2 separate regions of the Homo sapiens genome follow, and region 1 is linked to region 2. Evidence: read pairs that join two places in POLR2A ChIA-PET (ENCODE). Cell type or tissue: PC-3. All regions are shown on one strand. Links, peaks and the distances in the headings refer to the core of each region. The heading gives the core; the rest is flanking DNA. Region 1 overlaps LOC105370766 (a long non-coding RNA gene). Region 2 holds the start of MIR4510 (microRNA 4510).

Region 1 (16,832 bases), core at 4,200-12,199, 55 kb before region 2:
ATTTATTTTGAGTAAGACACAGTACAGGGTTCTGTACTCAGATAGTTTCTAACCTCAAAGTGTTCACAGTTAAGAAGAGTAAAACAACAGCAGCAAAATGACGACTAACCATTAGTGCAAACATGGATGCATGCATCAAGCACAGAAATAGCACCAAGGAGGGAAAGATTTTCTCCACTGGAGGGTCAGAAAGGCATTTCAGAGAAGATAACATCTGAATTGGCACTGGAAGTGTGAATTTTAGTTCACTGTATAAAATTAAATGAGAGGCCTTCCTATTTTACAGACAATTACCATAGCAGAGAATGGAGATCACTAGGATATAATGCCTAAATAAAAAATCTCACATTCTCCAAGTTCCCCCAACTCACTCTTTTGATCATTCTTGTATTTTATGCTTCTATTGTACTCAAATATAGGGGCTTATTTGTACGTCCATTTTTAATTGTCCTCAAATTGCTTTCAGTTTTTCTTGCTAAAATAGAATTTCTTATTCTGACTCCATCTCAAACTAAGGCCTATTTTGTGCACAATGACCTTAAATGCTATTTGAATGAAATTCCATTCATAATAACCTGTATGTATCATTTTGTCACTGAAATGAAAAATGGCACATGGATGAGATTCAAACATGGTGGCTTAGTGGAGCCAAAATTCTGTTGTACATGTTTTCTACATGAAAAGATCCAGAACAAAAGGACTCATTATCAGATTACAGTCTCAAATAGAAACAGTTGGGAAATTTAAAGCACTAAAATAAGACAATAAAGAGGAAAGCCTACATGTTGGACTGCACAGATTTCTTGGAACAGATAATATGTTTAAAGTTATTTAATTGACTTATTTTGATATTTAAAATATTTACAGTACTTATTTATGCCTTTAAATAATCTCCTCTTTATCAAAAAAGATCTATTTTAGATGTTAGTCCATTTTCCGGCCCTAACCTTTGCTTTAACTATTTTTTTTTTTTTATTTAAAGCACGCATTGCTGTCTTAGTGCACAGTTATCCCAGACACTTTTTGAATAAAAATTCTTCAAGAGGAAATCCTGGCTTCATTACAATTCTCTTTTTAATCTGTTAAAATCCATCCAAATTTGCTTTCTCTAATTGCATAGGAGATTTAGAGAAACGTCCAAGAATCTCCAGGACTTGTAACCTTTTTTTTCCTTCACTTGTTTCCAAACTGTGTCTGTGTTGTCAGACAAAATATTGATATAGCTTGCTTAGCTAGATTTAGTAGAATCTAGGACAGTGATTTATAGAGTAGAGGCAAATCCATGCTAAACCTCAAGGTCTGGAAGTTTAAGGTTTATGTTGATATCTATTTGGAATGGTATTTCCTCTACTTGCTTATAAAAGTAAAATGATGTGTGAATAGGTAACCAAGAAACACAAAGCATAATGTTTAACATTACTATGCTTGCCACTTGCATATTAGAAGGTGTGTTAGTACTTTAAGGATTCTCAAAGTGAAAACATGTCAATGCAATAAAGAAGGGCAGAGTAGTGCTGAGAGTACACTGAAGATTGAACAACATCTTTTTAGACTGAGAGGGACAGAAAGCAGGCTGCAGGCAGATGAATTTCACATTAGACTAAAAAAGGAAGTTTATAGCACATCTGGAATCTGAGCACATGTATATGTATGTATACACACACACAGATGGAGCTGACAGCATATATGGCACAGACGTGTGTATATGTATATACATGCACACAACATAAGCACATGTGTAGAGTATGTGTGTTTCTAAATATAAACACATAGACTATTATCATTGTCCTCGGGGTATCAGCTTGTCAATCCAACTACTGAGAAACAGGCCAGATTGGCCTTTTGCCTCTAGCAGGATGTCCCGAGGTAGGCTTTTGCGTGTGGCAGGCAGCCAGTACAATACATCACCACAGCTGGATTAGGAGGATAACGCCAACAAGGCCAGACCAGGAATAGGAATAAATCCTGATGGTAGAATTATGTAGGGGATTTTAGAGATTGCTTATCTTTTTTTAAAATCCCAAACCACTATTTCCACAGCCAAAACGGAAGGAAACAGTTGTCATTCAGAAAAGGGTGAAGAAAAGGACAGTGGGGCGCTGGAACTAGGACATGACCTTCTATGAAGTTGAGAGTCCAGCCAGCAATTACAGACTTGGGAATATTGCAAGACAGAGTTCAAAGGTGTCCAAGAAAGGCCTTTAGTGTTTGGATCCTGGATTCAAGTTTCCTGGCCCTATTTACTGAGCTTTTCCCCAGGAAGTTAGGGATTTAAAAATAGCTCCACTGTGGGGTCCAGGTTTACACAGTGTGTTGATATCTTCACATATAAGCTAATAGCATCTACCTTAAATGAATAGAACTTGTTCCATCCTGTAGATCCTGACATTTAATCTTTGGGTTTTAAACTGATTCTCAAGAATCTGCTTAAATCAGATTATTTTCTTCAGGAAGAATTGGAGTTTAGTTTGCCAATATCTACTTTGGTTACTATTTTAACACTTTAAAAATCTCAGAATGATTTTTAAATAATAAGCTCATAACAATACAAGAACATTTTGCTTATTAGCATAACCTTTTACCAACCACATCTACTCCTCTTATAAAAATATAAGAATTCAGAATTTGCACTTGGTGGCCATCTGTTTTCTCTCTGAACATTACTTTTAAGTCCCTTTCTTTGGGTTGTTATTAAGATATTTTAAATCATGATGTTCTTGCATAGCATGTCAGATAGAAATAATGATAATAAAATAAGTGTGTAGAGCAATTTACTTAGAAACAGGAGAGAGCAAAAGAAAATTAGCGAATGTTTAATTCTAGGCAGAAGGCCAAACTATCCCAAACCCCCTCCTCCATCTGCCCTTGCCATATTTTTAAAAACCCACCTTCAAGAAGTATAAATTTCTTTGTCTACAGCAGCAAAGTTTCCACAGAGTAATGTGTAATGCGGGGGTTAAGTTCAAGGCCCTAGAACCAAACTGACTGAATTCAACCCCCAGCTCTGCCACTTCATGGCTGAGTGACTTTTGGAAGAGTACTTAACTCCTCTGTGCCTTGGATTCTCCATCTGCAAAATGGGGGTGATGTTAGTCTAATGGATGGGTTTGTTGTGAGGCTTACCTTAGTTAATGTGGGGAATGCATTCAGAACTGTGTTTGGAAAGCACTTAGACAGCACATTGTAAGCCTCAAACTGCTGGCTATGATGGCTTTTGAAGAATGCCAACAATCATAGTCATCTGGTTCATTAGTCTGCCTTTAGTCAAGGCTGCACATGAATGTAGTCTTTAAGACCTTCATAGGTGACCACTTCCAGGTGTATTTGTATTCACGAACATGCTATTTCCTAATACATCTGGAAAAAATGTAGCTGCTCATCCTTAACTCCTTATTCAACTCTTCTTAATAGGAGCAAAGGGGATTTCTGTGGAGTCAGCACAGTATCATGTCCCTGGTTCCCCCTGGTTAGTGTATATTTGGACTGTGGCCAAATCCCCACTAAATTGTATATTAATCATGTTCATTGGATTCTGCTGGAAAAGAATGATAAAAGAACGAGGGAGGGAAGCATTTTTATTAGAGCTCAATGTGTATTTTGTTTTCTAAACAATGAGCATTTGGGAACTGAGCTTCTGTGTTAGGAATATTTGTATCTTAATGTAAAATAATTGCATCAGGAAGCATTTTGGTTTTAGTCCAACTTCAGTGCCTTTTAGAATGTGCTAGTATATAGCTATCCAGGTGTATTTTTTTTGCACATTCTCATAGCAGGAGGTGCGTGGCAGATGCTTTTACAAGCACAGTTAGGTGCAGAGCTGACCAAAGCTAGAAAACCTCACTTATTGGACAGACGAAGATGATTCAAAGCTTCACAACTGTTTATTCCCCATTACAGTATTTAAATGTTCAACCTTTTTGTTCTCCTAATCCCTAAAATAATTATGAAAATCTACTTTTAAGTTAGATAAAATGTTCCTTAGTGAGTTAAATTATATAATTTCAGACTTGCTGTGACTATTGACATTTGAAAAACAGATTTTCTAAATATTATTGGGATTTCAATTTAGCACAATCTACTTGAAAAACACATAAAAGAGATTATCTTCAACAATTGAGACTGTTACAGCTTTCCCTTTTATCCTCAAATTGTATGTTTATTCCAATTTTTCTACTAAATTTTGTTTTAATACATATGTTAGTATCCTTAAAGGTCTTTTATTGATTACCATGTTACTTCTCTGTAGTAAAAATGTGTGTAAATTAAAATCTTATTTATTTTTATTTGGTATTAGGCTCTACAGTAAAAATATTTTGGATTTGGTTACCATTATTAATTTTATTGGTAAACAAATTATGAAAACAGCAGAAATAAGTTATTAACCTCAATAACAAAAATTATGTACAATAAATTTCATTATTTCATTGGACATGTATTTCTTAATGACATGGATGTGTCTGGCTTCATTTTTAATTAATTTGTGTGTTTACAGATGAACTTTATTGCCAGAATGAAACAGTTCCATATCAATTATATTTATTTTCTCATTTATTGTTATTAGAACTGAAAAAATTTGTTCACACAAATAGAGAGATGGAAATTAAGGTTTCCTAACAGCATGCCATCTCAATTCTTGGTAGTCCTGTGAGCTATATGCCAAAATATCACATCCTAATATATCATCAAAAATTATTTTTAGTGCTCTACATCTAACAACTTGAATAGATACTCCTTCAGTTTTACCGAAAGAAAAGAAATATATACAACCTCTCTTGCAAAAGTCTTTGTCACCCAGTCATTACAGTCATTCACTGCCTTGATTTCTGGGAAGTATACCAACTAGGCTTTACCAAGACCTATCAGATAGCCATTCATTGTTCTTGCTACTCATTCGTTTTGAAGCATTTTATTTAGCCCTGATTCACTCAAAAGAGGGTTGGAAAAATAAAAATATTGTTAGTTTCAATACACCTGTGAATATATTTTAAAATAAAAATCCTTTCATCTTATCACATACTTTGAACATATTTTGTCAAAACTTGGAGCTGAAAATTCAGTTCATTCCATTTTGGGAAAATATTCACCATTTAACATACATGGTAATGTCAGTTCTCATTGTCTAAAACCAATCAATCAAATCAAACTAAATTTTTGATATTAAAAAAAGTCTGATGTTATTTTTCAGTTCACAAATATGTTATTACATGCCCCTGTGACAGCATCTTACTTATGAGTTCTAGTTCTAAGATACATTATGTAGATAAGTCAGCAGTAAGTAGGTAGCTAGTTATAAAGATAGATCAGGCATGGAGATTTGCCTTAAATTTGTCACCTTGAAGAAATTAGGCTACCTGACCCTTCCTATTTCTGCAGGCTCTCTCTTTGCTTTGCTTTCAAGGGGCTCCCCAGTGGGAACCATTCACTGCTTGACAATATTTGGCAGAGGAAAAGGGCAAGATTCTTGTAAGAATCCCATTCTTCCTTCTTAACAGACATATGCTTAAGAAAGAGAATGACCTTAAAATTTATAGTGCTTTGATTACAAGTGGTTTAACAGATAACAATATTAAACATTATTCCTTCTTTTGGCATGCTGGAGCGTTTTATACCATAGGGCCAGATGAGTGAATGGGAAAACTTTCTTTTGAAAAGCAGGAGAAGAAGGACAATTATTAAAGAGGAGGCAGAAGAGGAGAACGAGCATTGTGTCTCAGCCACAGGCCTATTACCAGACAAAAGTTCACGTGGATGTTGGAAACCAGCAAATTGATTTCCTTACAACTATTGCTGCCACAAAGACCTTAGAATGGCATACAGCCCAAGTACATGTATCCCATGTGAAGACTGCTAGATTATAGGACTCTAAGTACCTCTGCATGTGATCTTAGCAATGGAACTAGTGCATATCTCATGCTTAGGTAGGAAAAGGGACTACCTACTTGATATGATTTTAAGGGCTTGAGGAGCTTCTCTGTAAACCCCACTGCCCCAGGTTTTGATGCCTGTAATTCCACTACTAAAGATTCATTTTACCTTTATCACCTATAAAAGTGCTTTTTCAATCCCTGGGGAAAAAGTCTTTGAATCATGTATCCTTATAACTTTGCACCTTACACTTGTACTTTACAAGTGTGAATGAGATTTTGATCCTTGTCTGAAAACATGAGAGTGGGACAAGTATAAAGATTGAAGGAGGTAGAAGGAGATAATGGCATAAAAAGGGATTACCGGACCCAGACTGCTTCATTTTGTTTAAGGATCATTATGTGCTGTGGCTTCTAGGTCCAAGGGACTCTTGACATCTATCTGTGAGTTTCTATGATCCATAAATGCAGATGAGCTTAACTGCATGAATAATCATATCCACAGTTTATTGTGGGCTAACATACAGCAACACACAGCAATTGTGTGTTACAGAGTCCCAACATCAGTCTAGGTTGTATAGATATTTTATTACTACGTTAAACCTTGAAAGGATTCCATGTGTTAGGTATTATCATCCTGTTTTAGGAAACAGAAGTGTTCTCTGTTACACAGCTAGTATGTTTGCCTGGTTTCAATGTCTGTAGTCTTTATACTATATACAAATTGTCTTAATCTGTAAGACTAGGCCATGTTACACAAATACCAGATATCTTTCCATTCTCATTGTTTTGCTTCCACACACAATTATTAGTGAGGACTATATTAAAGTGAAGATGATTTAGGGAGATGCAAGAGAGTTAGCATCACACATTCTACAGCTATCAACCTCAGGCATGGCTCTTGTTCTTAGTCTCTTTTTGGCCTGAGGTGGAACAGTCTCTTCTTCCCATGTGTTCTAGTTCTGTTGGCTCTTTTTCTTCTCTTCCTGGACATCATGATTTCCAACCTCAAATGCCTCTCTCCTCTAGTAAAGAAACTCATTAAGGTCAAAATTCTGTCCCCAAACTGCATACCTTTTATTCATTCAAATCAAAGCTATAACAAAGTCGGACCCTACTATTACTCTTCAAAACCATTTAGAAGCTACTTATTGTGTCTTTAGCATGCTCTTTAAGGGTCTCATGCTCATTTCAAGGAGCTCCTCATGGAAATGTTCCAACAAATGTGGGCTTCCCACTTCAAGGAATTGTTAGGCCTACTGCTAAGATGATCAAATATTATTTATGTTGTTTGCATTATAATTCCATGTTAAGTAGGTAATACGAGTAAGCAATGAGGCAGGAGATGGTCACTTTTTAGTACTCTTCATTGCTATATAGAATCAGAAGATGATAACTTCTCTGTATTTTTCCTTTGTGAGTATAACACCTTCCCTATCAAGTTCACAAAGTTGTTGTGAGGATCAAAATACATTACTTAATAAATTACTTATGTTTTCCTTGAAAACTATTTGTTCTGAAAGGTATGAAGTACTATGCAAATGGAAATGACATTTATCATCATTATTCTAACAAGTTCTTCTTTAAAGAAATTAGGATGTTAGGCAGATGAGTCATATGAAAATAAACTCTCTGGGTCTAGAAAAAGATCTGTGTGTAATCATTTACTGAACAAAGACAAGTAAGTCACATGTGCATCCAGGCTTACAACCTCTGGCTTATAGGAAAAAATTATAAATAAGATAAATCTAAACTTCTTATCAGCATAGAAGGACCTTCAGAGTTTGGCCTCTCCTTCCTTTTCAATCTCACCTTCTCTCTCTCTTCACACCCTATACTAACCCTCCTGAAAGCTTTATACCTTCTTACATCTATGTCTTTGTACATGCTGTCTCCCAAGCCTGGGATTTCCTTTCGGGTTTGTTGGATGAACTGCCACTCAACCTTTAAGACACAAATCTGACTTCCCTAGGCAAAGTGAATTGTATGGTTCTCTCTACTGCATACTCCTGCAGGGTTTGGCATGCAGGCCTACTGTACCTTTTTTTTGGAGATGGAGTCTCGCTCTGTCGCCCTGGCTGGAGTGCAGTGGTGCGATCTCAGCTCTCTGCAACCTCCACCTCCCGGGTTCAAGCAATTCTCCTGCCTCAGCCTCCCAAGTAGCTGGGAATACAGGCACATGCTGCCACCCCCGGCTAATTTTTTGTATTTTAGTAGAGATGGGTTTTCACCGTGTTCCCCAGGCTGGTCTTGAACTCCTGAGCTCAGGCAATCTGCCAGCCTCAGCCTCCCAAAGTTCCAGGATTACAGGCATGAGCCACCGCGCCTGGCTGCATGCCTACCGTTCTAATTATTCCTGCTAAAAATTATACGCCTTGGCTGTCTGCTTTTTGCTAAGCAATTTATTAAGCCCTTTACATTGAATATCTCAAATGTTAGTGATTAAGGTGTAATCATTTATTAATCTGTTCATTCAAGTTCATAACAGCTAGCTTTGTTGGCTGCATGAAAATAGAACCTTTCCAGGAAATGTCAAAAAATAATTTTGAACAAATTAACATACTGAAAACCCAGTTTGTGGCAAGCACAGTACTTGGCACTGGGATAAGGTAAATGGGAGAATTTCTGTCTTTAGGGAGGTCACAACCTAGTGGGGAAGCAGGCATTTAAACCAACAGTTGCAGTTTAAAAAGACTTAACATAGAACAGGAGAAACCTGACACTGCCTAAGAGTGGCCATGCATCCGCTACCAGATGATAAAGAGAAACAGGACAGGGGAAAAGCTTAATGAAGCAGGAAGTTATTCCCGGTGCTACAAGAAAGTGGAATACAAAGTTTTGCCTATACAGACAAAACTTTGGGGCACATTGTAAACTTGGGGTTGCTTTGTAAAGTGATAACAAATGTCATGAGGTCATAGGGTAGTTCACAAAATATTGATCAAAACCAATGATTTTTATCAGCAGCTTCTCTAAAGCCTAGAGCTCAACTAGGAAAAGTTGCCATCTTGCGCCGAGCATTCCATCTACCTTCAAAATGGAAAATATAAACATGAACAACACATTTGGGGTGACTGTGACCACCTGACCTCCCTCCTACCTTAGGAGACATTTTTCTCATTCCTCAGCTGGAACTCTTGCAGATTTTGACCTAGGGATTATCAATAGCAGAGACATTTCTCTCTTTCTCATTCTGTTTCCAACTACAGAAGAGGTCATTGATAAAAATGAACACTATTATGGTTTGTTTGTGTCCTCCACCACTTCATATTCCTATGTTAAAACCTAATCCCTAATACAACAATATTAAGAGGTGGAGAATTTGGGAGGTGATTAGGTCATGAAGGCATAGCCCTCATGACTGGAATTAGTGTCCTTATAAAAGGGGCCCTAAGAAGCTTGTTACCCTTCCACCACAACTCAGCTAGAAAGTGCCATTTATGAAGCAGAGACCGAACCCTCACCAAACATGGAATCTGCAAATGTTACAGGAAAGGGGTCCCAATCTAGACCCCAAGAGAAAGTTCTTGGATCTCACACAAGAAAGAATTCAGGACGAGTCCGCAGTGCAAAGCAAAAGCAAGTTTATTAAGAAAGTAAAGTGGTGAAAGCACAGCTACTCCACAGACAGAGCAGGGTAATCCTGAAAGTACGAGGAAGAATGTGTCCACCCTACGTACAATACTTGTTTATATTCTGGATAAAAAAAGATCATGAAGCGATGTGCTCTGCTCCAAGGGTTTGTAATAAAGGATTAATTTTCTTAGTTACTATATTTGGCAAGAATCATTATTATTACCTTTAAAGCAAAATTAGAAATGCCTTTGTTCTCAAGATATTGGGATATTAGGCCATTCCCAAGTCTGGGTCTGTTTAGTAAACATTATCAATCTGTTTCCTTAACTGTAAACATCTGGAGGCTAGGAATACCTTTCTGGGAGTGCAGCCTAGCAAGTCCCAGCCTCATTTTCCTAGCCCTCACTCAAGATGGAGTCACTCTGGTTTGAACGCCTCTAACACTGGTGCCTTGATCTTGGACTTCCTAGCCTGTAGAACTGTAAGAAATAAACTTATGTTGCTTATAAGTCATTCAGTTTATAGTATTTTGTTAGAGCAGCTCAAACAGACTAAGACAAACACTGAGAATGAAAAGTAGCCTCAACATAATCTCCAACCAAATCATAACCTACTACCATCCATAGACTCCGAATTAATGGACTTTTACAATAAGACATGTTAACATTGTTAGAAATGAAGAAATTATTTATTTATTTATTTTTTCGTGGAGACAGGGTCTTGCTATATTGCCCAGGCTGGATTCAAACTCCTAGACTCAAGCGATCCTCCTGCCTCGGTCTCCCAAGTTGCTGGGATTACAGGCATGAACCACCATGCCTGGCCTAGATATAAAGAAATTATATAAAAATGCATAATACAAAATATGGCAACATTTTAATTAGATTTAACAGAGCTTCACATAAATTAATACAGGACGCATCTGAAATATGAGAAAAACTGTAGTGTAGAAAGTTGTAACAGAGATTAAAAATATAAACATCTGTTTAGATGTTAAACTCATGGAGGCAAGTGTTTGTCTTAGCTATTTTGTTCTGCTTTCTTTTATTTTGTTCAACTGGCTCATGGGTAAGAGGAAGAGAAAAAAATAATGGCAAAAATATAAAAATCAATTTTAGTATATGCTGTATTTAATATATATTAAGATTTTAATACATGCTAAAGTTAAAAATGTAATACATATTGATTTGTTCAAAATTTGTGTTTGACATTTGTTGGAAAGTTTCTATTTTAATACAACTAACAAACTTAGTTGTTATTAATTTGAATTAACAAATTAGCAAGTGATTACACCTTAATAACAAGAATTTGAAATATTTAATGTAAAGGGCCTAATAAATTGCTAGAAAAAGCAGATAGCCAATGTATCTGGGTCTTAAAGGATGAGTGGCAGTTCATCCAACAGACCAGAAAGGAGATCCCAGGCTTGGGAGAAAGCATATGCAAAGACAAGGACATAAGAAAGTGTAAAATGCATAGCAGGTAGTTTAGGGTGTGGAGAGAAAGAGAAGGTGAGATTGAAAAGGGGGCAGAGGCCAAACTCTGAAGGTCCTTTTTTGCCATGATAAGGAGTTTAGAGTCTATGTCATTTATCATTTTTCCTACAATCAGTGGTTTCAACTCTAGATGTACACATGAGTTACCTGGGGAGATTTAGAAAATACTCATGATCATCTCCCTGCAACACGTACCAACACATAGACAGATTTTGCAAATGCAAATATAGGACACACAGTTAAATTTGAATTTTAGATAAACAATTATTTTAGTCAAGTATGCCCAGTGCAATATTTGGGACATACTTACAATACAAAGTATTTATCATTTCTTTGAAATCCAAATTTAACTGGATATCCTGTATTTTTTTCTGGCCACCCTATTCCATCAGAACAAGGGAATAGAATCTCTGAGGTGTGGCCTGGCCACCTGTGTTTTGGAAAGCTCTCCAGGTGTTTTTCATGGGCAGGCAGGGTTAAGAAGCCGTGGTCTAAGTCATGGACAATCATCCAAGTATTTCAAACAAGGGGGTGGCGTGTTTAGAAAGACCACTGTGTAGAGACTGGAAGAGGGAGAGGCTGGTGGCAGAAAGATCTGTGAAAAGATATTGCAGGCATCTCGCTTAGAGATGGAGTTGGCTTAAACCAAAGCAGTGGTAGTGAACATGGAGAACAAAGAAGATCCTTGACGACTGGCATGGTGACTAATAACTTGTGGGAAGAAAGGGGCACACTAGGAGCAGAGGATGGCCACTCACCATCCTTAGCTCTACTCCTTTCCTCCCTCCTATAGCTTGGGTTTGAGCACGGCTGCTAGGCAACCATGGACAGGATACTTATCCTGTATAAGACTCAATAATTCTTTTATAAAATGGGGAGGGGGTAATATTTACCTATTTTGGAAAACTGTTGTAAGGATTAACAGAAAAAGATACATTGAAAACCCTCATTATTTAATAAGGCATGCTAAGCACCCAATATATTCTGGCTGTTGTTACTATGTTGTTGGGATTATAAATTTAAGCAGATTCTAACACTTTCTCTTCGCCCTCACATCCTCTCTCCAGTTCTTTGCTGTTTCTGGTTTCTTAATCCTGTTTCTCTCCCCTTTTCTTCTCCCTCCCTCAAAAATGGCTTTTTGAATTCTACAGTGTCAGGAGATACCTGTTCAAGAACCTATTTGCTGAGGCCAGTTTAGACTCACTTCAGCAGCAGGAAGATAGAATCAGGCTGAATGCGATAGCCATTACTAATTCCAAGACTAAGTAACTGTAGAATGGCTTAGAAAATCACAGAACTATTCCACGATTCCATTCTTTAGATAGCTGAAGTAAAAGAATAACAGGCTCCAAGAATGTCACAATGAAAAGAGGTTTAGCATGTATAGACCTTCTACAGTGTTATGTAAATCAATATAATACCTTCACATAGGCGCAAGGTTTTTACTTAACTTTTTTAACCCGTGAAGATCTCCTTTTACATCCAGTATTCTGGAGAGGCTACAGGTAGAAGAGTCAAGTGGGCAGGCTCTTTCCTGGATGGATCCTGAATCAAAAATAAATTAATAAAACTTATGAACGTCATTTTGGGAGCCACCTGGGAAATTTGCATATGGACTGTATCTTAGATGACCACATGAATGAATGCTTATTTTTATAGTATGGTATGGCAATGGATTGTGGTTAAATGTGAGAATCCTCTTATTTTTAGGGGTATATCATTATAAAGGCTATAACTTACTTTTAGATGGCTTAGCGAAAATAATTTGAAAAATAAATACACATACAGACACACATAGGTGAATACATATCTCATATATGTATATATGAACATGTGTATGTGTATGTGTGTGTGTAGAGAAACAGAAAGGAAAACACAACAAAATTGATGAATCTAGCTGAAGGGTATATATGCGTTTGTTGCGCTACTTTTAAAAAGAAAATAAATTTAAATTTAGAATAAAGAAGAAGCAAGAAAAGTACGCTGAAAAATAATTAACACAGAATATTGTGGTAATGACTATTATTGTCAAAAAAAAGGTGGAGGAGCAGGTTCCAGAATCAGACAGAATTTGGTTCTAATCTAAGTTGGATCACCTGTTTATTAGCTAGGGAACATTGGGCAAATTAGAGAATCTCTCTAAGCCTCAGTTTTCTCATCTATAGAAACAGGGTAATAATAACAATAACAAGAATAGCTAGGTGTTATTTAACTGTCATTGTTGTAATGATTAAATAATAAAGGTAACATATTTAGCCCCAGTGACTGGCACATGCTAAGAGCCCGGAGCTCTCTTTGACCATTGTAATATCAGAGGACCTGAGAGTAAATTCAGGAAACAGCTAGCTGTATGTTCACTCTATGATTTCCGCTGGGTTACTTTTTTCTTTAGGATTTTTAAAATTTGTCTGCAAGAAACTGGGACATCAGTAAAAAGCTGGACCACGCTTTTGCAGGATAAATAAGAAGAAACAGAAAGCCTCTTTCTGTAGAGTAGGTAGCATAAAGGTGGCATTCCCTCTCAGTGTCATCTCTAAAGCCAGCAATAAACAAATCATAAAAAATGTGCTTGGAAATTTCAGCTCTACAGCAATAGCTGAAACAAAAGCAGAAAATTGTAGCTCTCTGTGTAATAACTAAGCCTCTCGTTATGTGCTGCTGTATTAAATATAAAACATTTTCATTTCCTTTGTATAGGAAATTCAATAGGGCCTGAAAAGGGGGTCAACCAAGTACTGCGACTTTCACAATAAAATGTGAGTAGTGCTAATATTCCTTTTCCAACTCTCGAGTGACTGCAAATAACCAAACAGATAAAATGTAGCTTTCATAAAACTGGAGGTTTGGTGGAGAATTAGCATGAGACTTGTGCTCTCCACTTGTTAGGGGAAGTTTGGCCAAGAGCTCAGATTTATGCCATGAAATTTAAATGGTTTTCTCCTGAGATTTTCTTGACAATATCATTGTATGTGGCTGAGTTAGTTTATTGGCACCTTTGTATGGGGATTGTTTTTGGAAGAGTGGGGAGAGTGTCGGGTAGGGGTGAGGGTAACCTATTGCTTTAAGAAACCCAGAACTTATGAGGCTCTAGGGAAGTTTAAACCCCAGAATTTGGAAGAGTAACACATGCAAGAGACTCCAAATGGTGAGGCAGAATCAACAACATTTACAAAACTACGTTGGGAAAAAAAAATAACATGATAAGATCACAGTTCTTTTGTTGGGGTGTTTATAACATAACACATGGCTTCATCTCGCCAGGCTTCTGAAATGAGAATCATATTGCTAGAAGATTTTTATGGATCAGGCTTTAAATTCACATGCAAGTTTGCAGGGAATTTTGTACAAAGATGAAACTCAAATAGAATTAAAACCCAGGTATTTTAGCATCCAGGAAAGGTTATTCATGGTGTGCATGATACAATTTTACTAACTTAGAAAGAGGAGATCACAGATTGAAGTTAAGGAGGGAGGTTAGGCCTATAAGCATTTCAAGCAGAATTTAATTACAAAAAGGGTGGCAGAATAATGGTGCACATAGCTAAAGGCAGCAATAGATGCAGGAATTGTAAATCAGCTCAAGCAAGCTGAGAGAAAAAGGAGATCAAAAGGAAAACAAATCAACTTTCTTAAAAATATCCTAGGGTTAACTGGAGCCAGCCTCAGTGGATCAGAGAGTCAAGGCTTTGTCCTTTCAACGTCCCTGTGCTTTGAAAAAGACACAGAAACAGCAGTTCACTGATTTCCACAAAGGCCGAAGACCTATGTCATCCACCCAATTGAATTATTTTGTGCTCTACATGTGCTCACCCTATATTGTCCGTCCCCTTACAATTTTATCTCCCCATGTATACATTTCTCACACCCTGGGTAGGACACAATTATTTCATTCTTGCCAACATTCACTATATAATCACCTTGGGAACTGACATTTCATTCTTGCCCTTGCAATACACAAGAGGAATTAAAGGTCCATGTCCTCTGTCTTTAATGTCCTATTCCTTCCATGCATTTCAAGGATAGTAGCTAAATATCAATGCAAGAAAGAATTCATCTCAAGCTGAAACTTAAAAAAAACACACACATCCAATAATAATTATACTGTTTTTTAAATAACTATATTTCTGGACAAGGAAATAAAAAGAAGCAAGGCCAACATAAAAATGCCAAAATAGCTGAGAATGCTTGGGAGATGGAGCTCACAATGGGACTGCCAGAAAGCTTGAGCTAACATTAGAAACATGTGAAAGCTGGCAACTCAGGCTCACGTGGAGCTAGAGAAACAGTGTTTTTGTATATTCCAGTTCCTGTTGGTTCTGATCCCTTGAATGTTGCTTGGGGTATTACACTCCCAATTCCAAACAAATTTCAGCTAAACCTCAAAATATTTTCAATGATAAGAAATCAAACATGATTTCTACTAAGCCTAAGTCAGCTCAAATTTCAATAAATCTTCAAGAGTCTATGTAGAATAGAGAGATGTTAACAAAACTCTCCTAGGAAAGCACTAACCATTCTTATATCTAATTTTCAATGGTTTTTAGTTTTGTCTTTTTTGGCTTTATATTCTTGGTGAATTCACTCCTTCTCCGTTGCACCTCTCAACCCAGCTTCTAATACTTCTGAATCAGGCTCTTTATTTTTTTAAAAGTAAACCAATTGACATTTATTGGGCAGGTGGTAGCCAGGCGTCTTCTCTGTAGGAAGAGAAAATTATTTTAGAAGTTTCCCCCACTCTCCTGCCTTTCCGACTAAGTGAATTTCAGCACCTGATCCAAATCACAAAGGTCATCCATTAGCAGAAAGCAGAAACTAATTTGTCTTTCCCTGGCACCTTTTATACTCCGCGATCATCTAATAGTTTGCATAGAGTTAAGTGGGAGCCTTAGACAAGAATGGTTTGTATCCAGGTGGCACATTAGAATGTCACCAAGTTCTTCCAGCCGATTTATAACATATTTTAGATATAAGGACCTACCGAGAGAGTGGCTGTTAATTTATTGACTAGTACACTTTGCATTTAATTGTCTTTTTTTGCTAGATCCCAAATAATAATTTCTGTTCTTAATTAATAAAATAGTAGCAACACAAATAGATTTATGTTAGATTTTTCTCTTTTGTCATGCTGTCTTCTCTCCTCTGCCATTCGTTCAACAGACTATTATTTCAAAAGAGTAGACCTAGAAAATACATTTGACAGGTTTAAACCAATATTTAATTGGCATCATGGTTACTGTGACATCCTAGATAGAGATGGAACGTATGGGTAGATTTACCCTCTGCCTCCCATTGGCTTCTTCTATAGAAAACAAGAGAACAGATTGATCAAGAAAACACAGAAGAATAAATAAAGGTGAAGAATCTGCTGAGGCAGCCCCACATGAAGAATTGCATTAGTTATTTTTAGATTTATGCTTAGAAGACAAAAAAATCTATATGAGCCCTTGCCTGCCTGTATCTTCCCACCAAGCTTTTAAATATATATATTTTTTTCTTCAATTTAATCACTTTGCCATTATTCCAGAGAAATACTTTTTCATTCTCTCCTATTGATTTATAACTTCTGACTTTTCTTACCCTTGTCAAAACTTCTCACATATGACCCAAGAGCTAGGGAACCAAAATCAGTACTGACCTGTTTTGAGTGTCATTATGTGGTGATCTTAAATGACCCCTAAACACTTTTGTCAATATTTATTGATGGGATCCACAGGCACTCTGAGTGATCCCACTCTGGAGAGGCATAAACCAATGGCAAGTTGAGCAGGGAGAGGAGGTGGTCCTGCTGTAGGCCAGGCTTGGTGAGGCAACATTGAGATGCTCAGGGGCCATCGATAAAATGTCAAACATTTCAAATTTCTGACTAGCTCTCTGGCTAATGCCATGATAAGCAGAA
Region 2 (16,832 bases), core at 3,184-11,183:
AATAAATGTCTCTTGTTCAAGCCATCCTGTCTATGGTATTCTGTTACAGTAACTCAAACTGACTAAGGCATATCCGCACACGCCAGCTCAGCACCCTGGCCAGGCACTAACATTGTACTTACCACATTGTATTAAGAACATCTTTTACTGCTCAATTTCCCCTATAGAATATAAAATGCCCAAGGACAGGAGGCACATCTTTTAATCTTAATCTTTGGAGTCCCAGGGTCCTGGCAGAGGAACAGACCCATGTTAGGTGCTCAACAAATTATTACTGAACGATGAATGAATGCATGAATGGATGAATGAATAAACGAAGTAATATCACAAAGAATATTGGAAGTAATGACAATGTTTTCTTACATACTTTGAGTTTTGCATATTTTTACTGGAGCACTTAATAATATAGCTTACAGATGAAAAGTCACAGATTTGTGATCACTTAAAACATGTCTCCACTACTAAGCTAGTGAGAAAGCAAATAAACTAACTTAGTTTGACCTGAAATTATCCAGTGAAACTCTTATGTCAATATTTTGCAACTTTTTGGATAAAGTGGCCTCATGACTGTCACAGAAAATTGATAGTGAATGTAAAAATATAATGCAGGAAAAATTGTCGTCTCTTGTGTTTCTGCTGTAAAGAGAGTTTAAGGAGGTCTTGGACCCTGGCCAATGGCTGTAGAATTATTTACTTTCCCCCATTTGCTTTTCTTCCCTCTATATTTCACTTGACAAAGCCCAATGTTTAATCACATTACCTTCATTAACTGTATTTTCATTAAAATGACAGAGTTGAAAAGAGATAATAGTCTTAGAAATATGCTGCTCTTCCATAATCCATATTGCCACCTGTGGAAATCTTACAGGAAAGCTATTAAGAATGGAGTCTGATGCTGTGGCAGTAAAACTCACGGTATGTACTTATTAGGTTTGTTCTTTATGTTGCCTTCGAAAACTATATTCTGTTCTTTGAATATTACCATTAACTTTCATAATGTGCAGCCTTCATGTATATATGGTTTTAAAGAGTAACATAAAAATATAGATGTATAAATCAAGGACAAAAAAGTTAATTGGAATTCCATTATTAAAAAAGAAGATAAAAAGATAGCTCCCCCATTATTTTATATAAATAGCATACCAATATGATTTAGGGAAAGCTTACATTTATTGACCATGCTTATCACTGTATTAATAAGTATACTGTGATTATACATTTCTCCCTCCATGGTGTTAGATGCAGAGGTTTTGCCTTGACTTCATTCATTGGCTTTGGGTTTTTTGTTTAGTTGAATTTAAGAGACTCCTTTGAGGAAGAACGCTTAAACAACAAATTTGATGTTTATGTATTGCTTTGAAATATTGAGATTAAGTTGCCTTAAGAATCTGAAGATGTCCTCTAACTTTTGTCTGTATCATGTAAAAAATGAGTTGGATGAAAAATAAAGAAACTATAATGTGCCATTTATATAATGATAAGAATTATTTCCAAAGATGATTCTTCTAATTTTTGAGTGGCATTAGCTGTCTAGGCAAGGCCAAGGGCATTAATTATAGAGAAGATGCTAGGGTGGAATACTTATGTACCTTTCATTGTTATAGAACTTCATTTGGGAGTTAATATCAGTGCTGTCTCCAATACCATTCATCTGACACTTGGTAAATGAGTTGTCAGTAAAGAAGAAAATATATTAATAGTTCAGATCAGTTGAAATGGGTGCTCTTATGTGTTTTACCAGAAAATTCCCCCTTCAGTTAACTCAATATCTTTTCTGACACATTTTTGTTGCACTAAAGTGTCTTTTATGGTGTGTCAGAGTTATGAATACTGATAGACCTTCTCTTAAAGTGCCCCTCAAGTTCACTGCCATTTGCTCATTAGGTTTGCTTTTTATTGCATGTCAGAATGTGCCTCCTTTTACGCACCTACTAATAAATGGGAATTGATGAGAACTGTGTCTCCAGAGCAGGCGGTAAATTCAAAGGTCTTAAATGAGGAAGTCTGTGAAGCATCCAAGACCGGGGCATGTGCCTGTGGATCTTGATCTGGCATATGGGGCATAGCTTATTTGATGTTAAGATTGAAGAGGCACACTTTCCTAAGCAGTACTTGAAGTTCAGAAATGGAAACAGTCCATTTCCCCATTGATCAAAGGACAGAAAAAGCTATCTTTTTAGAGATGTCTCCAGACTCATTTTCAATTGAAATTTATTTATGTAAGTCACACAAATAGTAGCTTTGCAGGAAGTGTTAGTATACTATTTAGAACTCTACCATAAAATTTGTAAGGTGAAGGGGTCAGAGGTAGATGAAGATGTAGCAACAAAGAAAACGATGGTGGTTACTACCTAGCAGTGGAGTCAGGGGACTGGTATGTATAATCACTGGGTCATTTGCAGAATGTGAAGATGAAACTATAGCTGAGGAGGCAAAGGGATGGGAGAAGAGAGCAATGCCTCTGTGTCAGGTAGAGTTCTCTGTTTGGCTGAGCACAGTCTGGAAACCCAACCCTGTGCTGCCAAGCTCTGGGAATCATCTGACCACCATCAGCATCTTCAGAAGGCAGCTCTTTAGTTCATGGAGATTTGCTGAAATGGCCTTGGTAAGCACCTATGATCATGGGAAAATATGTGAATTAGGTTTGCTGATGAAATGAGATATAGAAAGACACGTGTTATATGAGTTTCAACTGTGGCAAGGAATAGCTTGCTGACTCAAAAAGAAGGCAGAAAATCAATCAGCCAGAAAGTCGCAACTACCCAACAACGATCCACTAGAAAGAGAAGGGAACCCAGAACCCTTTCAGAAATTTCAAATTAGTGTTTCTCAATTATTTGTCTATTACTTTTATGGTTTGGTTCATATCCACAAAGTATTATTAATTTAACATTTTTATTTAAATTAGCCTTACCCTGTATAACAATATATGTGATATACTAGTTTTATATTTTCTAATATATACTAAAATAAACACATAACTATGAAAATTAAAAATTTAGTAACCCCTGGTCTACCTTAAATCTTCTCATGTTCTGCCACTGGGACAACTTCTGTGCTTTGGGGACGCTACGCTAAATGAAAAGAGCAAAATGTCTCTCACATATTTTGGAGAGGACCAGACCAGCAGGTTCTGGGGAAGGGATTTAATATTATTTGTTTGTAGTTTAGACCCTGCCTGCTTCCAAGAAGATTTAGAAATTATCACATGTATACAATAAGGCTGTTAAAGTAAAAAATGTATAAATATCAGAACCCTGCAGAAGAGGAAGCAAATATAATGTCCCTCCAGGCTGAAATAGTTACCAGGTTGAGTATTAAATTTAGCTCTGTGCTTTCTGGAAAGGTCAACATTATATCTAACTTGCTCTTGGGCTTTATGACCTCTGTTGAGCCTTGTTACCTAAGGGAGATACCCATATGGAAAAACACAGCATTCTTTTTCTATGTTAAGAAGTGTTGAAGTTTCCTAGAATTTCTGTTGAAAATTCCACATACCCAGACATCAGTTTCAAACCTGACAGGTTTTGCTAATAGGAAGAGTGGGAGAGCTGGATCTGTCAAGGTAAGCAGTACGTATGAGAGTCAGTGAGGCTTGAAGTAGAGGCTTGCTTGGCAGAGGTGAGAGTGCATCTGAGGCTCGATGTCATGAATCTGTGGGCAGTCACAACTGCTAACTCCTGTCTAGTGCTGTGTTCCAGTTGTCTACTGCTGTCTAACAAACCACCTTAAAACTTCAGGCAATTAAGACAAAACTTATTTAATATTTCTTAAGGCCAGGGGGTTGATTGTGCCCAACTGGTTGGTTTTCACCTGAGGTCTCTCAAGCACTTACAGGCAGCTGTCATCTAGGCCTGCAGTCACCCAAAAGCTCAGCTGGGCTAGAAGTTCAATATGGTACGCTTACATGTCTGGTAGTTGATACTAGCTGTCAGTTTTTGAAAGCTTAGCTAGGCTGGAGCAGCTAATCACGGCTTTGTTGTATGGTTCCTGCTTCTCACTGCAGAGACTGGGTTCTTGGAAGAAATGTCCTATGAGCAAATATTCCAAAATGTAGGGATCAGGAGTTGCTGGGCTACTTAAGGGCCATATGCAGAACCTCAGTTGTATATTATTGAATAGAGCAATCACATGGCCTACTCAGATTCAAAGTGGTTGGAAAAATAAACTTCTAATGGTGTAAGGACAAAATCACAATGAAGAAGAGTGTGTAAAGTAGCAAATTATATTGTGACCATCTTTGGAAAATATGATCTATCACATCCTCCAAGAGCTCTCTGTACTCTGGAATCAAAGCAGATATAAAGAATACAAATAAGTATTTTGGGAATATTATTTAAGGCATGGTATAAAGTTATGTAAGCACTGAACTGTAAGATGTAGTGACTTTGACATGTAAAGAAATTGATTATTTAATTGTGAGGACAGGAAAGAGCTCTAGACCAAAATTCTCCTTCTGGCTGTATATTTTATTAGCTATGTAGCCTTGGGATAGTAACTGGGCCTTCTAACTGTGTCTATATAACAAGAGGTCTGGATTGGATAATCTGTAAGAGACATTATCATTCTTAATAACTAGGAAACCATGGGCTTGATGCCTATTTGCTTACTGCGGGTCAGGGAGAATAATATGGTGAATGAATTGCTTATAAATCAAAATAACACATTTTGAACAGGGTTTGCTTTTCTGGGAATCAATAATTGACATTAAATACTGTAGAGAAAGTTATTGATGACATTGATTGTTAGATTAGTCCTTTGGCTCTAGAGTCAAAGGAAGGCATTTCCTAATGATCTTCTATAATATACAAACTTTAAGTTTCTTTTCTATGTATTTCACTCTAATGTGAACTCAAATAATCTCTGACCTGCTAACAGATGTGGAAGCTGACAAATTTATTTGTAAGCAGAATAATTACCTCTTAATATTGATTTGTAAATCCATGTTGCCATTCATTGAATTTCTCCAAGTAGAAACAAGATATATCCAGGTCTACGACTGTGGATGGCTACATGTGGATCCCTACTTAATATTGAATGAGACAATGCATATCTGTCACAAGGTAATATATGATAGCTGTATCTAATTGCATATAAAAGAGGACCAAGCCAATTGACATCTCTCTGCTCTCAAGAAAACAATGTGAGCAGGACATAGATGTGTCTTGTGTTCCACACAGGGGGATTTTGGAGTTGTGGTAAATGAGATGGATTCTCTCCAGCGAACAAACCAAGAAAGGGTTGGAAAACAATATAAAATGGTCAGACATCTTCTGGATAGAGATTGTAGCGGAGTTTAGCATAGGATATGAGCCTTGCTAGGTTTTTCTATAATGACAAGTTTAAACAGGACCAATTTGCATTTTTATAAACAGCAATCACTTCCTAGAATTCTAGGGTTTCCCAAATCAAACTCCTGAATGTCAGTCTCTCCCACTTCAGTCATGGGTAACTGCCCTCTCTCTGAGCATTACCCCTCATTTATCTTAAGGAAAATGATAGACCAGTTTGTAGCATATCCTAAATTCTCTACTTAAATTGTGCTGCAATAGACACACAATGAGACACCATCAACTAAGCAACCACTGAATGACTATTACATACAAGACACTGTATTGGAGGCTATCAAAGGGTATATTCATTCATTCATTCTTCTTCTTTTTTTTTTTTTTTGCTTATTCCATGAACATTTCTGAGTGCCTACTTAATGACAGGCTCTGTCTGTTGTGAGAAAAGATTGTAGTTGTCTATCTAACAACCATACATCCTACTCCCTCACATACACACTATTCCACAGAGGCAACCTGGTATTCATCTTAAAGGCAACAACTCTGGGGCCAGATCACCTGAGTTACAACCCTGCTGTCACTACTGAATAACAGTGTGACCTTAATTAATTAATTAATTAATTAATTAATTAATTTATTTATTTAATACAAGGTTATCTTGCTGTCTCACCAAGGGTGAAGTGCTTTGGCATGTCCATAGCTCACTGCACCCTCAAACTCTTGGGTTCGAAGGATCCTCCAGGTTCAGCCTCTTGAGTAGCTAGAACTACAGGTCCACACAATCACACCTGGTTAATTTTTAATTTTTTTTGTAGATATGGGGTTTCACTATGTTGCCCAGGATGGACTCAAACTCCTGGCCTCAACCCATCTTCCCACCACTGCCTCCCAAAGTACTGGGATTATAGGCATGAGCCGCTGTGCCTGGCCCTTAAGTTACTTAATATCTTGATAAGTTATAGATAATAACCACCTCATATAATTTTTGTATTAAATGATTTAATACACATTTCTATATCTCTTTATGTATGTTTAATAACTCTTAGAATAGTGCCTCCCTTGTTGTAAGTGCTGTGTAAGAGTTGATTTTGTTCAAGTCTTGGTAGGCCATATCCTTCAAAGGAGACTAAGTCCCTTCTCAGCTGAAGGTGCATATCAACTCTGGTTGAAATGACTCATGTAAATTCCATTCTCTTGTCCATGATGTAATGTCATTCTGTCCAGTAAAATGTGAGGGGAAGTCTGGGGTGGATTTCTAGTACAGTTTTTCTGACTTTTATGAAAGAACATAAGGAAGAGATGGTCTATCTTCTCACCTCTGGAAGTTATTGTTGAGGATATAAGGTTGGAGTAACTTGGGGATGTGAGGGGCCACGTAAGGACAAACACGAACATTCCAAAGATGGCAGAACAAAATGTGGAAATGAAATGGATCCCTGAGCCATTCATTGAGCCCTTGAAGTCAGTGATCTTGGAACATACAACAGGACTTGTCAGACAATAAAGATAACAAAGCCCTCATTGTATGAGTCATTTTGCTTGTTTTCTGTTACTTGCTGGTGAGGTCATCAGGTGAACTGACACATCGTTCTTCCCTGATCATGAGGATTCATGGTATCATTAAAATTTCTTTTTTATTTAAACAAATATGAGAAACGAAACACGCTCAGACTTTCTAGTAAGGAAAAACAAAAGCCCACCTCAGAGGACGAATAAGCAAGCCATTTACCCTAATTCAGGTGTGTGGTATTTATTTTAATATGTATAAAAATTACAATAGATACAAGTGTAAAATGGTGTGAGATTGATTTCATCAGTCTTGTCACATAAGAAGAATAAACCTCTGGGTCACTCTCCGCTGCACGATGGCATAATAAATAAGGAAAACATGGTCATGACTCCTTCTCTATGAGAGATGCGATAGTTGATTAAGTGCAATCTATTAGTAGCTGCCAGTAACAAGAAAGGTTAATTTAAACCAGATAGTCTCAGGTTTCAACCTCTTCTATGGCTGCAAATCTGGATAGGTGTCCTTTGCTTACTGGTTCAAGCTACTGACAGGCAGACCTGAAATGGTTTTGGCTTCTGTCTGTGGCCCCAGAGCCAGGCAATCCAATAACAGTCTTTTCCCTTTAACTCTCAAACATAGGGATGATAGTGGCTTTTTGCTACTGTAATGTCTGGGTTGCCTTATTATCATTTGTTTGGCTTCTCAGCACCTCCCTCTATTAAAATTCCTCCTATCTGGAGTGACTATTGTTGTCCTGATTGATACGCTATCCTTGGTTTTATTCTGAACTATGGAAATCATAGACATTAGTTGTAACATCCAAGACTCAACCTTGACTTCTCCCAGTGATCCTACCTTTCCAATCATTGGTGATCATACCATCTTCAGTTGTATTTCAGAGGGGACTTACATGCCCCTGATTGCATGTATTCCCCAGACAAGGTCAACCTGGTTGAAACACAGCCTCAGTCTAGTATATCAATGTGTAATTAGTTCATTGTTTCATTTGACCTATGAATAACTATGACCAAGAGGGTATCAGAATTTATACAAAGCCATGTTATTATGGAATTCTAATATAGTTTGCTTTGCTATATATGATGGTGTTTTCATGAGGAGACTTTCATATATAAATAATAGAGAAAACTTGTAACATGGACTGTCCCACATAAGCAAAGCCACAACAAAAAACACATGAAAAGAACTATTGAAGGGCGAATGGTGGGTAATAAAGTAATGGAAATTATGCAATAAGACACTAGAGAGCCAGATAAATCTAAATCTCTAACAAGTCATGCAGGGTCTTAAGGTTGCAGCCCATGGCAGTGGAGAATTTTTGGGTGGACCTCACTCTGCTGTGCCTGCAGAGGGGTTGCCCTGGCTTTCTATCTTCCTTACTGAGAAGAATTTTCAGCAGTTCAATAGAAAACATTTACTGGGGAAAGGTGATATTTTACATAATGATTTTCCTGCCTTTGATTCCGCACATGTTGTTTTGTCTTTGAAATGTGCTAAAAGATGTATGTAAGCTGTCTGGCACTTTGTGCTTTTACAACCTGTGTTGTTTCAAATCCACAGCAAGGCAATTTTAAGTATTTGGGGTAGCACTTTCTTATGTCTGTTCTTTCTTTCTCCAGGCAGATGAGCTCATCAGACACTATTAGCCCTAGCTATAGAAGTTTAGAGGTAAACCACTGTCTGAACTGAACTAGTAAAACTGCTCTAAGCTGCAGTTTCCCTGAAAGTAAAGTATTAACTATCTATCATGTACTATGATGGATGAAGCCCATTAGATAAAGAAAAAGTCTGTTTTATTGGTTGAAAAATAATTAATCTTTACGAAGGTGATAAGCCTCATTTTACTCTTCATATTTGGAAGGATCTCGTGTCTTGAGCTTTGGCATGAGCATGCTGAGATGGCTGAGTGCAAGAACCACAGATGCTTAAGAGGATATGATGGAAACTTCTAGGTTTGTTACTAAACCAATTCTCTAACTTTTAAAGTGACACAATAAGAATAACGGGGTTAAGATGTGTTCTGAATTTTCTGTAGGAACATGTACACAAAATCAGATTCTGCTCTACAATGTAACAATTTTAGCAACTTCTTGAAATACCTCTATTTGTACCATTATGGTTTGGTACCCAAGTTAAAAGTCTCTGCATATCAGAAGGATGTCACTTATGGGAAAGAAGAAAGAAAAGTTTACTTTCTAGAGTATATTATTTTGGAAACACAATGTATTGTTTACGTGTAATAAAAATATAATGGTAACATTCAAACATGTTCATATCACCTCGTTGTATTTTTAAACTATAATTTTTGGCAATCATCAAGGAAGAAGAGACAATAGGGTGCATTTTAATTACAAAACAAACAAAACAATTCTCCCAGGCATTTCTGATGCAAAAGAGTTTGAGGATGTATGTCTTGGCAGGTCCAAAAATCAAAATGCAATTATTCTTTATATTTGGTTTTGTATTTTACCAGTGATAATGTAACAATTTTACCCACATATAGAACATAAGTAAATTATGCTACAGGTCTTGCAAAGCAGTACATTATTTTGCATCCACAGAGCTAGGTTCACACAACTTCTGCTTACTAGTTGTGTGACTTCTAATAAATATTTAATCTCTATGACTACCTTTTCATCTGAACAATGGAGATAATACCTATCTCGTAAGATTGTTTGAGTAGTCAAATGAGATAATGTAAGGAAAATGATAACTCACAGTTAATGCTTACTTACAATTCTCATCTAGATGTAATTTCCCTTTTTTTATCTTAATACAGAAATCTGAACACTATGGTTTAAACAATGTTCTCTGAAACATATAATTGCAAAAAGTAAAATCAAGGGTACCACCAGCCTAGAAATTAAGGATTTGGTAATTATTCCTTCTCCTGCCCTAATCATTCAGTTATTGCATTACACAAAACTTCCCAAATGTCCTACATGTCCATGATTACAACTTCCTTAGGACTTTTATTAACAAAGGTAGTGCACAGAACAATGCTAATTTTAATGTTCAACCAAGGCAGTAACCAAAAAACAGAATTCCTATTCCTTTGTTTCCTGGACATTATGTCCTGTAGTAACATAAAATGTCATCATATAGGTAATTGCCTATCCAGCTCTGCATAAGACTGGCTTTGAACCTGTGTAAGTGTATACAACTAAATTTGTCTAATCCTTCCTGATCTTGCTCTGATAGGCTGAAACCAGGTTGACCGTGCATGTGTGAATGGCTATACCGTATTGTGCCTTAGGGCACTGTGGTGGAGGTTGCTTGTACATAAAGAAAGGAATTACCTGAAATAGTGCAAATGGATTGTGAAAAATATTGGAATCACAAGATTTCAAACCCTTACTCATTTATTTACACAGCCAAAATCATAGATATTTGTTATTTCTAAAATAAGTAATGAGCAGACAGATGAAGAGAGGGGACTTCTAGAATATTTCTATACTTTTCTGAGCTTACTAATACAAATATCCTGGCCTTCTCATCTATAAATACCATCTTGCAGAAGTTCCATCTCTCTCCTGAGCTATAACTAAAAATTATAAAAGTTGTCATTGAGGCTTCCAACTTTGCCTGTCACCCTTTGGTTTCGTTATTCTTTTTGCTGTCTTAAGTTTCACGGGTAAAATAGAAAGATGCATCTCTAGAGCTTTTGATCTTAAAATTCCAAGGAAATACTAGTAAATTGCTTTATCATTTTGGGGGAATAGTAATACCACTGATGTAGTAACCATGAATAGAATAATTTATGACAAATATTGTCGATAATAAGAAATTTTAAGTTTACTCCTCCACAATATCTCATCCTGATGTGGTATCTTCATGATGACAATATTAATAATACATAAACATTTTTACTTTGTTTTGCTGATATATTTATATATAAATGTATGTATGTATGTAGTTATGCTTTACTAAGGAGAGGGGCAGGGGATATATGAGAAGAGAATCTGCTAATCAAAGGGCTCTACGTGATACCAAGTTAACAGTCTACCTGGTCTTCCCTATCTACTCCCCATACTCCAACTTAACTAGTTGCCATGACATTGGTAGACAAAACTCAAGATAATCATAGGCTCCCTACTGGTCTGCCACTATGATGTGTTTAGAATTCAAGTCTTCCCAGATCCTGTTTAGCAGCCCAAATAAAACAGCAACAATAATAAAGGAAGTTCTACTGCTTTAAAAAAAAATACAGTGAAATGTAAATAAATTGTTAAAATAACTATTTTTCTAACAGAAACCTATAATAGAGAAGAGTCTGAGTCAGGGCAGCTGCATTAACATTAACACAATTAAGAGCCAAGCAATTACACACACATGGCCTACCAGCCTACCTGCTGTTTGCTGACCCTGCATAGGAGACACATATGTGTCACAACTGTAGCCAGATCAGAGTTGAAGGCAGAGCCCTGAAATTCACATTTTGTTAAAAAGGGGTGTTTTCTGAAGCATATTTACATCTCAGGCTTACATCATGTCTTTACATTTTATAAGGCATAATTTGAAATTTTCTGGCCCACTCAGATGGGAGCCAGAAGACAATGGAAGTATTCATTACTTTTGGCATGATTCTGTCTGTTCCTAGAAGAATCTTAAACTGTCATTGACCTCAATACATTTTTCAGCTTAAACCCCCATACATCTATGTAAGTCAATGTGTTCTTTTTGTATTTTTGCATTCTACTCCAAACTCAGCCACAAAAGTAAACTTTTGGCAAAAATGATTTAGGTTCAGTAAAATACCAAATAGGATTTGCCAAAAGTTAATGTCTCTTATATTTTAAGCCTCTGCCTATTCTGGGCAAAAGGCAACCCACATGTCTCTAATTCATTTATACTAAATGAGGTGAAATATTTTGTCAGTAGTCCGCTGTCTAAAGACGTTTTTGAGGTTATTGAATTAAGTTTCTTTTCCCCTTGTCTTCATGTCCCCATTGATCTGAATCCAAATACTTACTTTATAACTAGTGAAGCTCAAATAGTAAGTGATTCTTTTCAGCTTAAAGCCTAGTAACATGTGTACTCTTGTTTCTCACTCTTTATCAAAGTATTTATGACCTGATTATTTATTTGAATATAGTCTTCAAATACTTAACAAAATCTTACTAAATTATACAGTTTTCTTTGATGCTAAAACAGAAAAAAGAAACCTGAATATAAAAAAGCATGTCCCAGCTTGTATCAGAATAAAGATTAAATAATCATCTTCTTGTTCTTTTCACTATTTGACTCTACTTTAAATAAATTAATGTAGATTAACAGTCTCTTTTTCTGTTAGCAGCATCCAAAACCATGATGTGTCTTTTCCCATATTAAATATTAATACATAGATTTAATATGGAAAAGTTGGCTTTTTCTGACCACTCCTTCAACCACAATCATACATATCCAGTCCCTACTTACAATTTATGATTTTTCTTTGAAAATAATTGAACACTTCTGTTGCAATCCTGTTCCAGTATTGCAAAAAATAAAAATTTAAAAATGTAAATTCCACTGAAGGTCAGATATGCTGATAACAGTCTGCAGCCTGATACACTTGAAAATACTGCGCGACATGCAAAGGAAATTTCATGAAATGATAACCCATAAAAGAGTTATGTGAAGAACAGCCATGGACGTATAGAGTCAGGGCACTAAAGCATGGTGACAGAGACTGTTTTCCAAAGAAATAGTTTTCCTAACCTCAATCTTTATGTCAAATTGACTGAACCCATGTCAGAAAAAACTTTTCTCTAAACTGAATTGCTCATATTGTTGCTTAAATCTATTTTACCTCATCAAGTCATCTGTAAACATTCAGTCAGCTGGATCCCAAGCTCTCCTATAGTAACATGTTATGTTCCTGAAAATTATCAATGGGCTTGGGAAGGGTATGAAGAAATGAGACACTGATAACTGCGCTTCATGATGGAACTGACTAGAGAACGGAGCACAGTTTATTGGGCAGTTACATGGATATTGAAGCCAGGGGGCTGCGGTTTAAAACCTCACTCTGCTATCTACCCACATATTCTCTTTGGATACGTAACCTAACCTCTCTGTGCCTTCGTTTACTCAAATAAAAGAAAGGCTACAATGGAAGTTATTTTATATAACTATCATAGAATTAAATAAGCTAACACTCGTAAAGCAAATGTAGCCCACTCCCCCCCCCCCCCCACTGCCACCTTACAAATAGCTCATTCATTCCTTTTTTTTTTTTTTTTTTTTTTTTTGAGATGGAGTCTCGCTCTGTCGCCCAGGCTGGAGTGCAGTGGCGCCATCTTGGCTCACTGCAAGCTCCACCTCCCGGGTTCACACCATTTTCCTGCCTCAGCCTCCCCAGTAGCTGGGAATACAGGCGCCCGCCACCACGCCTGGCTAATTTTTTGTGTTTTTAATAGAGACGGGGTTTCACATTCATTTCTATCTCTTTGTCTTTCTAGAGCCCACTGCCTGTGTCTTTGTCAAAACCTGCCCAACTAAAGCATTAAAACCAGGCTACCTATCTACCTCCTCCTGGAAGAGCTCCAAGATTAATTCTATTTAATGCCAATTTCAATCTTACCTCAGGACTTGAGTAATGATTAAAGTATTTTTACAGAGATTTATTGTTTTGAAATCATATCATTTTATATATCTGATGTCTATCTCCCCAATTAGAAAACCAGCTCGAGAGCAGAAATATATTTCTCTTTTGTTTCTTGCCTACTCTATTTCCTTATCTTTACGACACACACACATACTTTAAAGTTCAAAACAATTTCCTTAGTTCATTCATTTAAGAAGTCAATGTCACTAAAAGAGACATTTAACCTAATATTTTTTAAAATTTTTATCAATACAAAATAGTTGTACAAATGTATATGTGATATTTTGATATAAGTATATAATGTATAATGATCCAATCTGAGTAAAACCTCTTTATTATTTGTGTTGAGAAAATTCCAAATCTTCTAGCTATTTCAAAATATACCATAAAACATTGTTAGCTATGGTCACATTAGTGTGCTATTAAACACTAGACCTTACTCCTTCTAACTGTATTTTTATACCTATTAACCATTCTCTCTTCATACCGTCTCCCCACTGCCCTCCCCAGCCTCCAATAACCACCATTCTATTCACTACCTCCATGAGATCAATTTTTTTTTAGCTCCCTCGTATGAGTGAGAGTATGTAACATTTCTCTTTCTGGATACAAATAACATAAAATTTACCATTTTAGCCATTTTTCAGTGTACAGTTCAGTAGTGTTAAGTATATTCACTTTGTTGTGCTACTATCTCCAGAACTCTTCTATTTTGCAAAACTGAAACTCCGTACCCATTAAAAGCTCCCCCTTCTTCCTTCCCCCAATCCCTGGTAATTCCTATTTTACTGTTTCCTTGAGCTTGACTACTGTAGATGCCTCATAAGTGGAATCATGCAGTATTTGTCATTTTGTGACTGGCTTATTTCACTTAGCATAATATCCTAAAGCTTTATCCATATTGTAGCATGTGTTGGAAAACCCTTCCTTTTCAAGACTGAATAATATTCCATTGTAGGATAAACATTTTGCTTATCCATTCGTCCATTGATAGACACTTAGGTTGCTTTCACCTTTCAGCTATTGTGAATAATGCTGCCATGAACATCAGCATTTGCCATGTGCTGTATATATCTGAGACCTTGCTTTCAATTTGAGGGGATATATACCTAGAAGTGAAATGGCTGCAAAAGAGTTTGATATCTAATAGTTATAGATATTTTCACACTATTAAAGAAATCACTGATGCTCTATTAATATTATAGTCAGTTATTGAATGTTCAGACCTGACACTAGACACTGGGAATGTAAAGATCAATAGGATGTGGTCCCTACTTTTAGAAAGCTCACTCACAAGATTTCAACTTCATGATGTATAAACATTCATTGAGTGCATGTGAGTCCTAAGAAAGAAGAGAAAGGCTTCATAGGGGAGGTTACTTTTGAGCTGATTCTCAAGTTATAAGTAGAAATTTACTAGGTAGAGGATCAAGGAAAGGCATCCTAAGGGAAAGAAATAACAGGTACAAAGACACAAGAGGTGGAATAGCACAGTAGACTGAGGGAATCATGAGGTCAGTGTGGCTGTAACGTAGGCTGCGAGGCAGGAACCGGAGAATGAAGAACTAGGGTGAGGCCAGATTGAAGTCTGATTGTGAAGGACACTGGATGACAAAGTAATAGTTAAATTTAACTTGTAGGCAAAGACATTTTCAGAAGGGTCCATCAGGAAAGTGCTGATGTGAATTGCTTCTGAGAATAAGAGAGGGTGGTAGGGAAGATTGGTGCCAGAGATAATAGATAAAAAGCCATTGAAAAAGCATAGGCAAAAGATAATGAGGGCCATCTTTTTGTTTGGTTATTTCTGGTAAAAGTGACTGCTGAAAAGGGTGTGGGGAGACAGAATACCAGAGACTAAACCTTGCTATTCCCTTATTAGCTGTCACTTAACCTCTCTGAGTTGTGGGATCCCATCGATAAAATATGAACAATAATACCCAGAGGATTATGAAGATTGAGCAAAGTGATGCTTATGAATGTGCTTTCTAAACTGCCACATTATGTGCAAATGTAAAGTGATCTCAATATTATTGTTATATACTCATCAATCTGATAATTTATTCAGAGAAGTGCATTATTTTAAATGTATTTTCCAGCTAACAAGTTATTCTATTTTCACTAATAACACAAGGTTGAATAAATCAAACCTCATTAAATAGAAGTCAATTCTTTCCAGTCCCTTGCATTTCAAATTAATGATGTAAAATGGTGTGGTAGGAAAGAAAATGGAGCTGACTAATCATTTCTGATCTACATGGATCCATTTTTGCCCATGTTTTCTCCAAGTTACATGACCTTTACTATCAGTGAGGACTACAACTTTTGGACATGCATAAAACCCAAAAAAGTTCTTCTTGTGTAACCCTTCAGTTTTTCTGAGCCATACACACACAGAAAAGATAGAAATATGGAATATTTGTCAAGATGATATCATATCCTGCAGATGGGCATTATATAAATGCAGATGCTGTTGGGTTATTTAAAGTGCTGTGGATGCAAAGGAGGACATTTTAGTTTTGAACTGACATAGACTCTAGACACAATGATGATAATAGGAGTTAGCAAGACTGTCCATTTATTCCATGCATTAGCAGCCCTGAGTTGTACATTTCCCAGCTACATCATGAGAGGAAGGCATGGCAGCCCTTGAAGGTGTGTGTGTTTTTTTTTCTCCCTGAGAAGAGACAGAACGAAAATAGCAATTATTTTTTTGAATCTAGAATAAATTGCTAAAAATTTGACTTGGAAAAGTAATCATGGAATTGTGAATACTTTTCCTTTCACGTGTGAGGAGTCAGAAGCATAATCGTTAAAATGATTTCGAGGGAAATTTTTAACTAAGCAAAAGAGTTAACATGTCAGTCAGAAAGTAATAGGTTGTTTGCATTGACTGGGCCATGTGTCAATGTTTTTGGCATATATAGTTTGAGTAGGATAGTAATCCTTGATATACAGGGTAAATTGCTTAGCATTTCAAATATCCCTTCAGTTTTGGGGAATAGGTGGTGATGAAGTTCAAAGTGTGGCATGTTGTACCCCGTCTTCAGATACGGCTGCAAGTGTGTACTTATCTGTCTAGCATTAGAATCCTGGGCGGATTTCTTTTACTGGCTCTGTCTCTGGTTTAGGAGAGCTGCCACCTAGGATGCCATCTACTTCCAAATCAAAAATTATCCTTCCTCTTGGTTTTTCTTGCCACAGCAGTATCATTTTTTCTTTCAAATACCGTTTGAATTGTTACTTTTTGCCTCCAAATAATAGTTGGTATTTTATTGACATTTTTTTGCCTTCATTGTTTCCAGAATGAACGTGAATCAGAATTACAGTAACATTTTAGTACATATCTTAGTAAATATTTTCACATATTCTGTCTGTTTGCTTTCTCTCCCAATATCTTTATCTATGAAGATTTTTTCTTTTTATCTCT

Evidence for each region. Peaks named below come from ENCODE experiments on the same cell type or tissue, not always from the same donor. Only the 100,000 strongest peaks of a DNase experiment are listed, where the experiment ranks them.
Region 1: POLR2A ChIA-PET joins it to region 2 with 6 read pairs; 3 of 35 experiments call an interaction of 5 or more read pairs at or near these places.

Annotation. Positions count from the first base shown.
Region 1 is chr15:35,971,571-35,988,402 of GRCh38, reverse strand. LOC105370766 (a long non-coding RNA gene) reads right to left here. Exons shown (of 3, transcript XR_001751478.1): 3 at 12,233-12,481. Among named protein-coding and RNA genes, the nearest start is that of MIR4510, 53 kb to the right of the region's middle. In PC-3, for the core only: no CTCF peak of the experiment used is centred there; no DNase peak of the experiment used is centred there.
Region 2 is chr15:35,915,809-35,932,640 of GRCh38, reverse strand. MIR4510 (microRNA 4510) reads right to left here and starts at 5,785; the gene lies at 5,718-5,785. It overlaps LOC105370766 (a long non-coding RNA gene), which reads right to left and starts at 12,746. Exons shown (of 3, transcript XR_001751478.1): 1 at 12,608-12,746. RefSeq lists an enhancer at 2,262-2,321. In PC-3, for the core only: no CTCF peak of the experiment used is centred there; a DNase peak (open chromatin) is centred at 6,820.